Linked DNA regions of Homo sapiens: regions 2 and 3 are each linked to region 1. A link is a contact called in ENCODE Hi-C or POLR2A ChIA-PET data. All regions are on one chromosome and are shown on one strand. Each heading gives the region's core, a stretch centred on a gene start or an enhancer-like site at or near the end of the contact. The rest is flanking DNA. Distances are from core to core; before and after follow the strand shown.

Region 1 (3,861 bases), core at 1,008-3,507:
TACTGTAGCTGTCATTGTTACCATTTTACTTTTTTATATATATTTATTTTTACCATTTAAGAAAATATCTAAATAATTACCATTTTAGTGTTCCTAGCAGTCACTGACCAGCAGCCTCTTCTCCCAGTAAGCTGATCCCAATTGTGATTCTCTGTATTTGCCTGTCTCTCCAGGGTTTTGAGTGGTGGTTTGTCCTATGACTTTAATTCTTCCATGGATCTAAGAAAAGCCATTGATATTCCAATCTGTACAGTTTTTTGTTTGTTTTTGCTGTGAGGAGGGATGTGATGACTTCCAAGCTCTTTACATGTTGGAGCTGATACTAAAAGTCACCTACATACTTTTTCAAGTCCTTTCCCCATGTTTTTCTATAAAGCTCAGCTAAAATAACCCTCTGTGGAGGCCTTCCCTGACTTCTCTCTCCTAACTGAAGAGCTACTCTCTGTGTGCTCTAGTAGCTGGAGCAAATACAAGTATTAAACTTACTGTCTCTTGGCTCTTTGACTCTTTGGATGCCTGGAGAACAGGCATTATGACTCATCTTTGTATTTCTAGCATAGGGCATAAATCAATGTCTGCTGAACCGAAGGAAAAGGGAACAAAATACTCTTCGCTAACTAAAAACAAAGTACTACTTTTATTTGGCTCATTTCTCCATTTATTAGAATAACCACATTTGGAGAGGCATGAAGCACTTAAGTTTTACATGACTACAAAGTTATCACAAATCTCAAACTTTTTAGCCACAGATATTTCACCTCTGTTTAAAGAAAAAGCTTTCAAAACATCTGAGTTAGCTTAATACACAGAGACCCTGAAATATATGGGAACTACATATTTTAAATGCTTGTACTTCCTGCTCTAATAATGTCTTCTTTAAACGGAATCCAGCATAAAAGGGATTGAAATGTATAAGGTCATGATGCAAATGCTTTGGAGATAGTGAAACTGATCTGCACAACATGGAAAAAGATGTCATGTGCACAGAAGTTCTGCAAGGATTCACTGAGCCATCTGGGCTTCCATGGCTTGTGCTGTCCATTCTGGTGCTGTTTGACTAATTTTCTCCAAAAGGTTATTCACTTGGAAACAAAGTGATTGGATCTGCTTATCCCACGTTGGCAGGGCTTCTCGTGCTAAGGGGAAAAAAAATGTACAAAATTAAAATTATTCCTTTGTATTCACAGCAACTGTGAGTTAAAAGATATATACTTTTTACATGCCTATTCTTGGAAGAGGCATGTTCCTTTTAAATACCTAAAAAACAGAAAAAAGCTATTCAAAAAAAATAAAAACAATAAATACTTTTCTTTTTTGAGATGGAGTCTTGCTCTGTCACTCAGGCTAGACTGCAGTGGCAGGATCTCGGCTCACTGCAACCTCCACCTCCTGAGTTCAAGCGATTCTCCTGACTCAGCCTCCCAAGCAGCTGAGATTACAGGCACCTGCCACCGTGACTAATTTCTGTATTTCTAGTAGAGATGGGGTTTCACCACCTTGGCCAGGCTGGTCTTGAACTCCTGACCTCATGATCCACCCGCCTTGGCCTGCCAAAGTGCTGGGATTACAGGCATGAGCCACCGCGTCCAGCCAATACTTCTATTAGCTTTTAAAAGTCTAAAACTCAGGCCAGGCATGGTGGCTCACGCCTGTAACCCCAGCATTTTGGGAGGCCGAGGCAGGCAGATCACCTGAGGTCAGGAGTTTGAGACCAGCCCGGCCAACATGGCAAAACCGTGTCTCTACTAAAAATACAAAGATTAAAGAATTAAAAAAAAAAAAAGAAAAGTAAAAATACAAAAATTAGCCGGGCGTGGTGGCGGGCGCCTGTAATACCAGCTACTCGGGAGGCTGAGACAGGAGAATCACTTGAACCCAGGAGGTAGAGGTTGCAGTGAGCCAAGATCGTACCACTGCACTCCAGCCTGGGCGACAAGAGTGAAACTCCATCTCCAAAAAAAAAAAAAAAAACCTCTAAAAAATCTTGGCTAATAAAACTAAGCTATTTAAACAGCAGTTAAGAAAAGTGTTTTTTCTTTTTTTAAATTTCTAGCATTTCAAAAGTACCCAAATTACTGGCACAAGGTATAAAACAAATACATACAGATGCATGTTATTACTACTACTAGTGAAAACGAAATAAAACCGACTAACCCAACAACCTCAACCACAACAAAAAAAGACTGAGGCTGTCTTTTCATCACCAAGGCTTGCAGATTCCTAAGACACTGCCACCTACTGGGGAAAGCAAGTCTGTTTACACATTCAAATCTGTACTTGACTGAAGGATAAATATCATACCATTTAAATCCCTCAAAAAAAGTCATCTTGAATCCACCAGGGTTTTCTCTTACCAACACTATATAGTTAGAAATAAAAAATTGAGAGGAATGTCCCATTCAAAACAGTACCAAAATTTACAAAAAAGGGCACATATTTAGTGAAAAAGCAACCTATAAAATCTTTTTTTTTTTTTGAGACGGAGTCTCACTCTGTCATCTGGGCTGGAGTGCAGTGGCGCGATATCAGCTCACTGCAACCTCCACCTCCCAGGTTCAAGGGATTCTCCTGCTTCAGCCTCCCAAGTAGCTGGGACTACAGGCATGCACCACTACGCCCAGCTAATTTTTGTATTTTTAGTAGAGACGGGGTTTCACCATGTTGGTTGGCCAGGATGGTCTCAATCTCTTGACCTCGTGATCCGCCCGCCTCAGCCTCCCAAAGTGCTGGGATTACAGGCGTGAGCCACTACGCCCAGCCGCAACCTATAAAATCTTAATAAAGGGCAAAAGATAACTTGAGTAGACACAAATCACATTCCCAGGTGGAAATATACAATAACATAAAAATATCAATCCTTCTCCTTTAATAAATAAATTTAAAGAAATCCCAAAGACAATCCCCCTTTTTTTTTCTATTTTGCTTTCTAACCAGGCCAAAATTATTAAAGTTAACATAAAAAAATTGGTGTTTGAGAATGGCCAAGATAATTCTGAAAATGAAAACCAGTGGTGGAATTGAGGTATATACATCCAATGAAATGCTATTCGGCTATAAAAATGAATGAAGCACTGATTACCTGCCATGACATGGATGAACCCTAAAGATACTATGCTGAGTGGAATCAGCCAAAAGGTCACATGTCACATATTGTATGATTCCATTTATATGAACTATCCAGACTAGGTAAATCCAGAGACAGAAGATGGATTGGTGGTTGCCAGAAGCTGGGGGAAGGAAGGAATGGAGAGTAACTGCTTAAAGGGCAAGGGCTTCCTTTGGAAAGATGAAAATGTCGTGAAACTAGACAGAGATAGAGGTTGTACAACATTGTAAATATACTACAGGCCATTGAATTGTTTACTTTAAAATGGCTACTGTTCTGTTAGGTGAATTTCCTTCTTTTTTTCTTTTATCCTGTAGAAATGGGGTCTCGTTATGTTGCCTAGGCTAGACTTGAACTCTTGAGCTCAAGCAATTCTTCCACCTCAACCTCCCAAAGCATTGGGGTCACAATCATAAGCCACTGTGCCCAGCCCATGTGAATTTCAATTTAACAAAAAAAAAGGAGTGGGAAGCAGGAGTTGCTTTACCAATACTAAAATTTATTATAAATTTGTTTATTACCATATTATTGCAGATCAGTGGAACCAGAGTACAGAAATAGATGCAAACATATATGTGGAACCTAATCAGATATGTCAAAGATCACAATTTAATCAGAAAGGATGTTTTATTTAATAAATGATACTTGGATAATTGGCTATTCACCTAGAAAAAAACAACTAGACCATAACCTAAAATTATCCACAAAAATGAACTGTAGATGGATTAAATTCCTAAATGTAAAATAATATTAGA
Region 2 (3,861 bases), core at 936-3,435, 460 kb before region 1:
TGAAGAATCACATACAACTTCAAAGTCTAGGCAAAGAAATAGCCACAAACAAGAGTCTAGGGCAATACAGGAGGCTAGCAAGTACAAGACAATGTCCAGTGGGTTAGAGATGTATACCTGGGAGCCACCCAATTAGCTGAGAAAGAAGAGCAGATAAAGCCACGTCCTAAGGGCAGAGAGAAAACAGGTCACAAAAATGGGAACCAAACTTATTAGAAGGCACTGTGGAATGCCAGAATCTCAGTAATCATATTATTCTTTTAATAGCAACAAGCATTCATACAGTAGGTGCAGGCAGCCTTCTAAGGTGCTTGATACCTTTTAACTCATTTGAACAACCCTATGGAAATAGGAGTTATTGTTACTCCTATTTTATAGATACAGAAAATGAGGCACAAGAGTAGATGACCTCCCTAAGGTCACATTTTGAGAAACAGAGCTACAATTTTGGTACCAAATCTAAGCAAACCTGTATCCAGGGTCCCTAATCCTAACCACTAGGCTGCAGGGCCTCTTCTCAGTTGAGATGCCTGTTTCTGGCCAGGCGTGGGGCTCACACCTTTAATCCCAGCACTTTGGGAGGTGACGGCAGGAAGATTGCTTGAGGCCAGGAGTTCAAGACCAGCCTAGCCAAGATAGCAAGACCCTGTCTCTTATGTTAAATATACACACACACACACACACACACACACACACACACATATTATACATATAATTAAATTTTTTTTTAAAAAAAGACTCCTGCTTCTAACACTTAATTCAAAGAAACCACTGATCTCTGACTCTCAGTTTCCCTCTCTGTAAAAGGGGGTTGGCACTTGCCCTCCCTACCCTACCCAGCCTTTTGACACTTAATAAAACCCTAAGAGTAAGCTGCAGTTGTTCTCTACCAGGCCTACTTCCATCTAACATTTTTCTTTGCAGGATTTGGAAACAGGAGGGTAGGGAGACCTGAGGTCAAAGAATATATACCTTTTCAATGGCATTTCAAGTGCTGTTGGTTAGATAAAATTTCCATGACTCCACTAAAATAAAATAAGATTTCTTTCTGCCATCCAGCAATTGGTCTCTTATCTTGGGCATAAAGAAGAACATGATGCCTTTCTGAACTGGATGCCTTAGTACACAAAAGGACCTCTGAAACCTGGGGCTGTAAAAACAAGCGGGTGAAGCGGAAACTGCACTGCATAATGGATATAAGCAAATCCTCTGATACAAAAAGTTGGTCGCATTGTTGTTATTCTAATCAGTAAAATAATAACGATGCTCAGGGAGTGGAATGATTTTTTCGCCTTCGACCAGAGAAACAACAGAGTGGTCCAGTGGTTCCAGCCTAGATCCCTCCAGCTCCGCGAAAGAAGCCGAGATGCTGACTTTCGCACTGCTGCGGGCAAGGAACAGAAATGCACGCACGCATGCACACGCGCGCACACACACCCCTGACTCGCGACCACTGACCTTGAGAACTGGACCCCCGGGTTCTCAGCCCGCAGCGGTGTGGGGCTGGCTGCATCCCTCCCGGCACTCACCTCTAAAGTTTTCACTAGGATCTTCATGTAGATCTCGGAGATGCCCAGAGACACTCCGAAGACCGAAGGTAAAAGGATGAAGCCGAGAACCAGCGTCAGCCAGGTGGAAAGGATCTTCCCGGCCAGCTCTGCGCCCTCCATGACTCGGCGCACCCACTCAGGAGAGGTCCGCAGTGGAGGGCCGAGCGCCACAGCAGTCCCTGTCCCCAGGCAGTCCCGCGGGAGCTCCAGGAGCAGAGCGCCGAGCCCGGCACTCACCTCTGCGAAGGGAAGAGAGGAAGGAAAAAAACTTTCAGAATTACGGCAATATCCTTCCTTCCTCCCTGGGCTCCTCCTCGCCCCTGCCAGTTAACTCTTTCTCCGCTGGCTGCCCAGGTCTGGGCTGAAGCCACCGCGGCGTGCGGAGACCTGGGTAGCGCGAGCCAGTGGTCGGAGCTGCGGGTAAGCGGAGGCACACCGCGGCGCGGGCAGAGCGCGCGAGCGCAGCCAGGAACCCGCCCCGCCCGGTGCCTGATTTCCTCTGGGTGGCGATTGCGACAACTCAGCAGATGACTCACGGAGGCCCTCCCCGAGCCAGGTTCCCTGCGGGAGCACCGCACTTTGGCACACCGGTCGCCGGCGGAGCTGGCACCGGGCCGCGGGCTGTGCTGGAAGCTGGCTGCGCTCGGGCGCCCAGCGCCCTATTTCTGCGCGCTGCCCTCGCCCCACCTCCTCCGTCACCCAACGGGGGAGCTCCCTGGCAGTACTTAGCCCAGGAGTGCCGCAGCCTCCTGGGCGGTCTCCGTTCTTCCCCGCGCCCCGCCTCCCCCAGCACTCAGCAAAGGTCCTTTCAGGAGGAGAGTTTTCATCTGAAAAATGTCAATATTTTCTTCACCCGCAGAATGAACTGCTGACGTATCTGGGACGCTTGAGGTCTTGTTTGTGTGGGTGTAAAACGAACTCTTGGAAAGGGCTTCCAAGGACAGGAAAACGCAGAGCGCACCACGCAGCCGTGTACGCCGCTTCTGGCTTCCACACCTCCTTCCCCACATGGCCTACAGCTGTGGGGCTCAATCTTGCTTATCCCGAGAGTAGGAAGCTCTCTCCACGCGTTGCCTAGCCCACTGAGCCGCCATCTCCCTGGCACAGAAACCCTGCGGCTAAGTATCTGTCACTCCCTTTCTGGGGGAAGATTCCAACCACACCTTCCCCTACCATTCAGCCAATACTATCCGCGCTTAGGCGTAGCAGAAATGCCAGGCCGGCGCAAGCCTTCATTCACCAAGCTGACAGGTGTCTCCTGGGTGTTCAGGCTCCGCGCTTCTACCGCGCCAGCCCTTATCAGAGCAACGAAGGGCAAAACCCTGTATGTTATTTACTACATTGCTGTTCTCTTAGAGACCAGAACTATTTTTAAGAATGAGCAGAAGGGATTTTGAGAAGGGATTTTCCAGATTGCCGCTGAATTCGACCAAAATCTCTTACAGGTACTTTTCAGGTGTTGTTTCAAGCTGGAAAAAAACTGAGAGGGCCAGCAAACTGAATTGAAACAGCGCTGATAGCAAATATTGCAGAGAAAATGGTCCCTGCCCAGGGTGTGGAGGAAGTGGGGAGCCAACGAAGTGACAAGCCCCTCTGTAAAGAATGTAGATGTCTGCCTTAAGTACTTACTGCCAGGTAGCTGTCACAAGCCCCCTCCCACACTAAGAACGGAAAAAATTATAACTTGATGATTAAAACCAGGTTATGGACCGGGCGCGGTGGCTCACGCCTGTAATCCCAGCACTCTGGGAGGCGAGGCGGGCAGATCATCTGAGGTTAGGAGTTCAACACCAGCCTGGCCAACATGGCGAAACCCCCGTCTCTACTAAAAATACAAAAAAATTAGCCCCGCGTGGTGTCGCACGCCTGTAGTCCCAGCTACTCAGGAGGCTGAGGCAGGAGAATCACTTGAACCCGGGAGGAGGAGGTTGCAGTGAGCCGAGATCGTGCCACTGCACTGCAGCCTGGGAGACAGAGTGAGACTCAGTCTAAAAAAAAAAAAAAAGGGTTATGAATGAAGAAGTGTTAGGAGCTTGGTTTCTCAAAATTAAACCTCTGTAAGGTTGGCTAGTTTAGAAAAACACGGAAAACGCAACTACCGAAAGCTGCCCAAAGTCCTTGCTTTCAAACACTATATATATTGAGTGCAAAACTTCAAATATTATATTGGCATATTTAACACCATATGTTCAGGCAAAACTCTTATTTTCCTTTTATTTCCTCAAACCAAGATAACTAAGGAAGGCTAAATCCTTGTACCAAAGTTTACCCCACAAGGGAGATAATACACACAACTTTGCGTGTGCTGAGT
Region 3 (3,861 bases), core at 620-3,119, 280 kb before region 1:
TCATTTTCTATGTGTGTCAAGGTGTGCAGTAGGTTAGGAAACTGCACCGTGGTGAGGTGTTAACTCTGAGGCACCTCACAGAATCTTAATGGATTTAGGTTTAGGCTTTTGAAAATAAAAGCTTGTTCTCTGCTTTTTTTTTGCCCCGCTGTGTCACATCCTACATTTGAAACAATGAGCCAAGCTTGCTACTTGTTCAAAAAAGAAGACTAGAAAGAAAAAAGGGACATAGAGTAACATCTCTAAAACAATTCCTAAGATGTGGTCCACAGACCTCCTAAGAGTCTGGAGACCCCTGCAAGGGGTCTGTGAAGTCAAAACTCTTTTCATAATAATATTAAAATGTCATTTGTTCCTTTCACCCTCATTCTCTCCTGAGAGGACAGTGCGATTTTCCAGACACTACATGATGTATTATGATGTAACAAATTTAATGTTGATATTCATGTAAGAATCCAGCCACCTTTTGTTAAGTGAGAATCCAGCCGCCTTTTGTTAAGTGAGACACTAAAGTGATTTGCAGATAAAACAATGCTACTTTTCTCGCTGATTTTCTTGTTTTAAACATAGTTTTTTTAATAAAAATATGCTATTTATATTAATATGAAATGTGTTTATGGCCAGGTGCAGTGGCTCATGCTTGTAATCCCACCACTTTGGAAGGACAAAGCAGGAGAATCACTTGAGGCCAGGAGTTCGAGACCAGCCTTGGCAACATAGCAAGACCCCCATTTCTACAAAAGATGTTTTTTAAAAATTAGCCAGGAGGAACAGAAAACCAAACATGGCATGTTCTCACTCATAAGTGGGAGCTGAACAATGAGGATACATGGACACAGGGAGATATCACACTCCGGTACCTGTCGGGGGGTGTGGGAGCTAGGGGAGGGAGAGCATTAGGACAAATACCTAATGCATGCGGAGCTTAAAACCTAGATGACAGGTTGATAGATGCAGCAAACCACCATGGCACATGTATATCTATGCAACAAACCTGCATGTTCTACACATGTGTCCCAGAACTTTAAAGTAAAATAATAAATACATAAATAAGCCAGGTGTGATGGTACTTGACAGCAGTCCTAGCTACTTGGAAGGCTGAGGTGAGAGGATTGCTTGAGCCCAAGAGTTTGAGGTTACAGTGAGTTATGATCATGCCACTGACCTTCAGCCTGGGTAACAGAACAAGATCCTGTCTCTAAAAGAAAAAAAGTATTTGTTATAGTTACTCTTAATTATTTAACAAATATTTTTTAAATGTCTCAGTTTTAATTTTTAGTGCATCAAATATTGCAGATGTAACCCATGTGAAAAAAACTCTTTGGAATCCCCAGTAATTTGTAATAGTGTAAATGGTTCCTGGGATCAGAAATTTTGAGAACTGCTGCCAAAGTTTTACGCTGCCACACATCTAATATGTAAAAAACTCTGCAGCTATTAAAATGGAGCATGAAAACATGTTTATTACAGTGAAAAGATATCCTTTTCAATTATTAAGTGGGTATAGTGTGATCTCATATTTAATTGAAATAAATATGTGTGTTTGTGTATGTATGTGTCTATTCATAGGGAAAAAAGTATGGAAGAACACATACCAATAATGCTAATTATTTCTAGCCTGTAAGATTATGACAATATTTACTTTATTCTCTATTCCTTTGCTATGTATACTAAATTTTAAAGCTTTTAAAAATCGTGGTAAAAAACACATAAAATTCACCATCTTAACCGTTTCCAAGTGAACAATCTAGTAGTGCTAAGTATATTCACGTGACTGTGAAACAGATCTACAAAACTTTTTATCTCGTAAAACTGAAACTCTATAACCATTGAAAAACAACTCCCCTTTTTGCCCTCCCCCTCATGCCTGGAAATCACTGTTTTACTTTCTGTTTCTATGTATTTGACTACTTTAGATACCTCATATAAATGGACTTAACAATACTTGTCTTTTTGTGACTGGTTTATTTCATTTAGCATAATATCCTCAGGGTAGTAGCATGTGTCAGAATTTCCTTCCTTTTTAAGACTGAATAATATTTTGTTGTGTGTACAAGAGGACTTCAAAAAGTTCTTGGGACCATGCGTGGTGGCTCACGCCTGTAATCCCAGCACTTTGGGAGGCCAAGGCAGGCACTTGAGGTCAGGAGTTCAAGACCAGCCTGGCCAACATGGTGAAACCCCGTCTCTACTAAAAATACAAAAATTAGCTGGGTGTGGTGGCATGCACCTGTACTTCCAGCTACTTGGGAGGCTGAGGCAGGAGAGTGGCTTGAATCCGGGAGGAGGAGGTTGCAGTGAGCCGAGATTATTTGATTAAAATACAAAAATAAAAAATGTAAACTTTGACTGGGCATGGTGGCTCACGCCTGTAACCCCAGCACTCTGGGAGGCCGAGGTGGGCAGATTGCTTGAGGTCAGGAGTTCAAGACCAGCCTGGCCAACATGGTGAAACCCTGTCTCTACGAAAAATACAAAAATTAGCCAAGCATGGTGGCATGCACCTATAATCCCAGCTACTCAGGAGGCTGAGGCAGGAGAATTGCTTGAACCCAGGAGGCGGAGGTTGTCATGAGCCGAGATCATGCCACTGTACTCCAGCCTAGGCGACAAAGTGAGACCGTGTCTCAAAAAACAAACAAACAAACAAACAAACAAAATATATATATATAAACTTTATTTCTGAACATAAGCTCCAGCAAAGATACCCTTCATTTAGTTTCTCCCTAAAGAACGGAGGGTCCTGGGAATGTAACCATGTCAATGCAGTCTTTTTAAAATTATTGACTGAAGAAAAATGGGTGCCCTTGAAAGATTTTTTAAGATTAGGAAACAAAAAGAAGTTAAAAGGTGCCAAACGGGACTTTAAGATGGATACCTAATGATTTCCCATAGAAGCTCTCACAAAATTACCCTTGTTTGATGAGAAAAATGAGTAGGAGGATGGTCATGGTGGAGAAGGACTCTGTGCTGAAGCTATCCCAGGCATTTTTCTGCTAAAGCTTTGGCTAATGTTCTCGAAACACTCTTATAATATGTAGATGTTATTGTTCTTTGGGCCTCCAGAAAGTCAATAAGCAAAATGCCTTGAGCATCCGCAGAAAAATGTCGCCATGACCTTTTGCTCTGGCCCAGTTCACTGTGCGTTGACTGGACCACTTCATCTCTTGGTAGCCATTGCTTTGATTGTGCTTTGTCTTCAGCCGTGTTCCATGTCCTGTTACAATTTTTCGAAGAAATGCCTCAGGATCTTGATCCCACTTGTTTAAAATTTCCATTGAAAGCTCTGCTCTTGCCTGCAGCTGGTTTATGTACACACCGAGTGGAAAGTTTGCTCAACTTTAATTTTTCAGTCAGAATTGTGTAAGCTGAACCAATTGAGATGTCTAATGGTGTTGGTTATTTCTCCTGCTATTGATCATCAGTCCTCTTCAGTTAAGACATGAACAAGGTTAATTTTCTTTTTTTGCAAATTGATGTGGATGGTCTGCCACTGTGGACTTAATATTCAACACTGTCTCAACCCTTCTTACAACAAGTAGTCCACTTGTAAACTGTTGATTTCTTTGGGTCATTGTCCTCATAAATATTTTGTAAAGCATCAATGATTTCACCATTCTTTTATCCAAGCTTCATCATAATTTTTTTTTTTTTTTTTGAGACAGAGTCTTGCTCTGTCACCCAGGCTGGAATGCAGTGGTACAATCTCAGGTCACTGCAACCTCCACCTCCTGGGTTCAAGCAATTCTCCTGCTTCAGCCTCCCAAGTAGCTGGGACTATAGGCGTGTGCTACTGTGCTTGGCTACTCTTTCTATTTTTAGTAGAGATGGGTTTTTGCCATGTTGGCCAGGCTGGTCTCA

Evidence for each region. A loop is a pair of places that touch in the nucleus more often than their neighbours do. ChIA-PET counts read pairs that join two places held with the same protein, here RNA polymerase II (POLR2A). Pooled maps may share reads with other maps.
Region 2: a pooled map shows a loop between it and region 1 (2.9-fold over the local background). The contact joins the promoter of GPAT3 here to the enhancer-like site in region 1. A Hi-C loop is called at or near these places in 3 of 50 pooled maps. POLR2A ChIA-PET finds 5 or more read pairs at or near these places in 3 of 52 experiments (A673, HEK293T and OCI-LY7).
Region 3: a loop to region 1 is called in a pooled map, with 6 times the contacts of the local background. The contact joins two enhancer-like sites. A Hi-C loop is called at or near these places in 7 of 50 pooled maps. POLR2A ChIA-PET finds 5 or more read pairs at or near these places in 3 of 52 experiments (BJ, activated naive CD8-positive, alpha-beta T cell and endothelial cell of umbilical vein).

What each region holds. Positions count from the first base shown.
Region 1 is chr4:83,072,572-83,076,432 of GRCh38, reverse strand. COPS4 (COP9 signalosome subunit 4) reads right to left here. Exons shown (of 10, transcript NM_016129.3): 10 at 615-1,136. The coding sequence ends at 1,003. Among named protein-coding and RNA genes, the nearest start is that of COPS4, 39 kb to the right of the region's middle. Within about 2 kb of position 2,257, at least 2 of the 41 ENCODE cell types and tissues checked have a DNase peak (open chromatin) inside an H3K27ac peak, as active enhancers do.
Region 2 is chr4:83,534,432-83,538,292 of GRCh38, reverse strand. It overlaps GPAT3 (glycerol-3-phosphate acyltransferase 3), which reads right to left and starts at 2,185. Exons shown (of 12, transcript NM_032717.5): 1 at 1,530-2,185. The coding sequence starts at 1,670.
Region 3 is chr4:83,348,364-83,352,224 of GRCh38, reverse strand. No RefSeq gene overlaps it. Among named protein-coding and RNA genes, the nearest start is that of HPSE, 15 kb to the right of the region's middle. Within about 2 kb of position 1,869, at least 4 of the 41 ENCODE cell types and tissues checked have a DNase peak (open chromatin) inside an H3K27ac peak, as active enhancers do.